Linked DNA regions of Homo sapiens: region 2 is linked to region 1. Evidence: chromatin loops called from intact Hi-C (ENCODE). Cell type or tissue: PC-3. All regions are shown on one strand.

What was found. Hi-C counts contacts between places; a loop is a spot of excess contacts. Peaks named below come from ENCODE experiments on the same cell type or tissue, not always from the same donor. Only the 100,000 strongest peaks of a DNase experiment are listed, where the experiment ranks them.
Region 2: a loop joins it to region 1, with 4 times the contacts of the local background. A loop is called at or near these places in 1 of 110 quality-filtered maps.

The regions. Positions count from the first base shown.
Region 1 is chr2:19,139,828-19,142,327 of GRCh38, reverse strand. No RefSeq gene overlaps it. Among named protein-coding and RNA genes, the nearest start is that of LINC01376, 110 kb to the right of the region's middle. In PC-3, no CTCF peak of the experiment used is centred here; a DNase peak (open chromatin) is centred at 1,347; H3K4me3 peaks cover 538 bases; H3K27ac peaks cover 2,000 bases.
Region 2 is chr2:19,306,286-19,308,785 of GRCh38, reverse strand. No RefSeq gene overlaps it. Among named protein-coding and RNA genes, the nearest start is that of MIR4757, 41 kb to the left of the region's middle. RefSeq lists an enhancer at 2,093-2,500. In PC-3, no CTCF peak of the experiment used is centred here; no DNase peak of the experiment used is centred here.

The sequences.
Region 1 (2,500 bases):
AAAGAAGGTGTAAATGGATTCAGAATTTGGTATCACTGAGACACTTCCCTCAGACAGAGGCTTGTGTACACAGGAATCTAAGTCTATTTGCTACAACATATGTTTGACCCTAACATGAGTCTGACTTGTATCTTATTTCATAGAGTTAAAATTCTTGGGAATTTAAATGATTCAGCCAAACTTATTCAGTTTCAGAATTCTGAGATTCTGAAGATTGTATAATATGTGGCAAGTTCTTGGTTAGACATTTCAATAACTGAACTTTTTGTTCTAACACTGATATCCTTTAGGGCTCCAGTAGGAAAAATTTAGGACTGGAGGAAACTAACATGCATGCAACAGGAATTACTCAGTAGGTGGAATCAGTCCTGTTAGCCCTATCTGTGCAGCCTCCAGTGGAAGACCCCTGTTTCTGTGTAGCTCAAGGCTGCGCTCAAGTTGGAGAGAAGATGATATAGGAGCATAACCAGCAAGCTCGGTGGGCTTGCAGGGACCCTGGGGAGCTCCTGATGGGAGCCGGCTGCCTCCGCGCTTACACAGCTGTAAGGCTCTTCATGTTCTTGGGCTGGCCTAGCACATGTGTGGCTTCAAAATGTTCAAACCTCAGGCCTCAAATAATCTTTTGTTCTGTTTTCCTGCTTTGTATGTTTGACTCAGTAGCTTTGTTTATTTTCATAAAGTATTTCCTTTTGGTTTGTGTTTCTTGGCATGGCCCAGTTTGGGATTTTCTACATGCAATCTTCTTGGGACCCCTTGCCATTCATAATGCCACACCTCCAGGAGGTCTGCAAGCTTTCAGATGATTTCCACTTCCTAAGGCTTGGGAGAGCACTAAGGACCATGATGCCTTCTCTTTTTGTACCTGAGGGGTGAGGGCTGTAGGGAACACAACTGTGTAGGGTCTGGAGCTTCCTCATTTACAGTGCAAGAGATGTACTCAAGCCAAAGAAATCTCATATTCTCATCTTCCAGCTGAACTTTTTTATCACTGATATTGGCAGTACTGACTCTTTGAAATTACAAGTTTTTTGACCTTATCTTTGGGGTCCTGCAACTAGTGGGTTCTTTAAAAGAAAGCCAGGCAGAAAGATAAGCTCTCACCAGCAGCCCCAAGTCCCAGAGAAAGCCTCAGCCTTTCTTTACATAGATCTACCAGCTTTTTTTCCCTTCCCCTGAGGAAAGACATAAAACCCTTTCCCCAAGATTGTCAACATTCCAAAGCAACTAGTCCTGCAGGTTCCCTGTGTGCAAATGGCCATTGCCCTTCTCTGGAGCTGAGCTCCAGGGTGGAAGCTCTTGGCTCCCTGAGCATCCCCTTCAAAGAGGAAAATACCAGTGCCTCCTGAACCAACAATGAGATATGTTTGACTAGTGGTGATGAAATGTCTTCTATAAACACTCCCTACCTTACCCACCTCCCCTTTCTAGGACTGATTCACCACTGAAATATTCGTGTCACCCAAGTTCAAGTACATGAAACCAAACCCTTTGGTGTCAGTTGTTCTTAAGTGCTGTAGAAAGCCACACAAACTTCACTGGCTAGGGAGGTAATTAAGCCAAAGCCAGCTGCTGGCCTCCAACAGGCCTTCGAGAACTACAAATGAGACCTGGGCCTGGGGCTTTCTGGGTCAGATCAATAGTGCCTGCTGGGAATCCATGTTGCACAGTGAATTACCCCCAAAAGTTCCTGGCCTTGCCCAGCCAGAATACATACTTTCAGCACAAGAAGAGATAGGACCAAGGCACCAACTAATGTGATTTTTGTCTTCTACCATCAGCAGACTATGTAATCTCATTATCTCAGGACCCTCTCCCTCAGAGCTTGGGATCCGAAATGAAGTTTAATTTTAAATTCTTATGTGAGTACAAGGCTTTTTTTTTTTTTTTTTTTTGACAAAGTCTCGCTCTGTTGCCAGGCTGGAGTGCAGTGGCAGGATCTTGGCTCACGGCAACCTCCGCCTCCTGGGTTCAAGCGGGCAACCTCTGCCTCCTGGGTTCAAGCGATTCTCCTGCCTCAGCCTCCTGAGTAGCTGGGACTACAGGCACACACCACCACGCCCAGCTAATTTTTGTATTTTTAGTAAAGATGTGGTTTCACCATGTTGGACAGGATGGTCTTGATCTCCTGACATCGTGATCTGCCTGCCTCGGCCTCCCAAAGTGCTGGGATTATAAGCATGAACCACCTCACCCAGCCTGAGTACAGAGCTTTTTACATATATTTTTAGAATAAAAATGACTGTAATGGGACTAGACTAATTATTTCCTTAGGGGAAATATATACATATATATATATACGTATATATATATGTGTATATATATACGTATATATATATATGTGTGTGTATATATATATGTATACATATATATATATATGAAGCACCCAATTTTTCTATATATTACAGGGGGCATTTTCAGCAGGAAGAGTGCCAGTATAAATCAAAACTCCCCTGGTTATGGAGAACACTGAACCCAAGCAAATTCTCCTGGGAGTCCCTAG
Region 2 (2,500 bases), 170 kb before region 1:
AATTGTGATGTTAGGGTGTCACTTTTGGATCATTCCTGCTTTCTCTTGTGGGCATTTAGTGCTATAAATTTCTCTCTACACACTGCTTTGAATGCATCCCAGAGATTCTGGTATGTTGTGTCTTTGTTCTCGTTGGTTTCAAAGAACATCTTTATTCATGCCTTCATTTCGTTATGTACCCAGTAGTCATTCAGGAGCAGGTTGTTCAGTTTCCATGTAGTTGAGCGGTTTTGAGTGAGATTCTTAATCCTGAGTTCTAGTTTCATTGCACTGTGGTCTGAGAGATAGTTTGTTATAATCTCTGTTCTTTTACATTTGCTGAGGAGTGCTTTATTTCCAACTATGTGGTCAATTTTGGAATAGGTGTGGTGTGGTGCTGAAAAAAATGTATATTCTGTTGATTTGGGGTGGAGAGTTCTGTAGATGTCTATTAGGTCCGCTTGGTGCAGAGCTGAGTTCAATTCCTGGGTATCCTTGTTGACTTTCTGTCTCATTGATCTGTCTAATGTTGACAGTGCGGTGTTAAAGTCTCCCATTATTAATTTGTGGGAGTCTAAGTCTCTATGTAGGTCACTCAGGACTTGCTTTATGAATCTGGGTGCTCCTGTATTGGGTGCATATATATTTAGGATAGTTAGCTCTTGTTGTTGAATTGATCCCTTTCCCATTATGTAATGGCCTTCTTTGTCTCTTTTGATCTTTGTTGGTTTAAAGTCTATTTTATCAGAGACTAGGATTGCAACCCCTGCCTTTTTTTGTTTTCCATTTGCTTGGTAGATCTTCCTCCATCCTTTTATTTTGAGCCTATGTGTGTCTCTGCACGTGAGATGGGTTTCCTGAATACAGCACACTGATAGGTCATGACTCTTTATCCAATTTGCCAGTCTGTGTCTTTTAATTGGAGCATTTAGTCCATTTACATTTAAAGTTAATATTGTTATGTGTGAATTTGATCCTGTCATTATGATGTTAGCTGGTTATTTTGCTTGTTAGTTGATGCAGTTTCTTCCTAGTCTCGATGGTCTTTACATTTTGGCATGATTTTGCAGCGGCTGGTACCGGTTGTTCCTTTCCATGTTTAGCGCTTCCTTCAGGAGCTCTTTTATGGCAGGCCTGGTGGTGACAAAATCTGTCAGCATTTGCTTGTCTGTAAAGGATTTTATTTCTCCTTCACTTATGAAGCTTAGTTTGGCTGGATATGAAATTCTGGGTTGAAAATTCTTTTCTTTAAGAATGTTGAATATTGGCCCCCACTCTCTTCTGGCTTGTAGGATTTCTGCCGAGAGATCCGCTGTTAGTCTGATGGGCTTCCCTTTGAGGGTAACCCGACCTTTCTCTCTGGCTGCCCTTAACATTTTTTCCTTCATTTCTACTTTGGTGAATCTGACAATTATGTGTCTTGGAGTTGCTCTTCTCGAGGAGTATCTTTGTGGCGTTCTCTGTATTTCCTGAATCTGAACGTTGGCCTGCCTTGCTAGATTGGGGAAGTTCTCCTGGATAATATCCTGCAGAGTGTTTTCCAACTTGGTTCCATTCTCCCCGTCACTTTCAGGTACACCAATCAGACGTAGATTTGGTCTTTTCACATAGTCCCATATTTCTTGGAGGCTTTGCTCATTTCTTTTTATTCTTTTGTCTCTAAACTTCCCTTCTCGCTTCATTTCATTCATTTCATCTTCCATTGCTGATACCCTTTCTTCCAGTTGATCGCATCGGCTCCTGAGGCTTCTGCATTCTTCATGTAGTTCTCGAGCCTTGGTTTTCAGCTCCATCAGCTCCTTTAAGCACTTCTCTGTATTGGTTATTCTAGTTATACATTCTTCTAAATTTTTTTCAAAGTTTTCAACTTATTTGCATTTGGTCTGAATGTCCTCCCGTAGCTCAGAGTATTTGATCGTCTGAAGCCTTCTTCTCTCAGCTCATCAAAGTCATTCTCCATCCAGCTTTGTTCCGTTGCTGGTGAGGAACTGCGTTCCTTTGGAGGAGGAGAGGCGCTCTGCATTTTAGAGTTTCCAGTTTTTCTGTTCTGTTTTTTCCCCATCTTTGTGGTTTTATCTACTTTTGGTCTTTGATGATGGTGATGTACAGATGGGTTTTTGGTGTGGATGTTCTTTCTGTTTGTTAGTTTTCCTTCTAACAGTCAGGACCCTCAGCTGCAGGTCTGTTGGAATACCCTGCCGTGTGAGGTGTCAGTGTGCCCCTGCTGGGGGGTGCCTCCCAGTTAGGCTGCTCGGGGGTCAGGGGTCAGGGATCCACTTGAGGAGGCAGTCTGCCCGTTCTCAGATCTCCAGCTGTGTGCTGGGAGAACCACTGCTCTCTTCAAAGCTGTCAGACAGGGACATTTAAGTCTGCAGAGGTTACTGCTGTCTTTTTGTTTGTCTGTGCCCTGCCCCCAGAGGTGGAGCCTACAGAGGCAGGCAGGCCTCCTTGAGCTGTGGTGGGCTCCACCCAGTTCGAGCTTCCTGGCTGCTTTGTTTACCTAAGCAAGCCTGAGCAATGG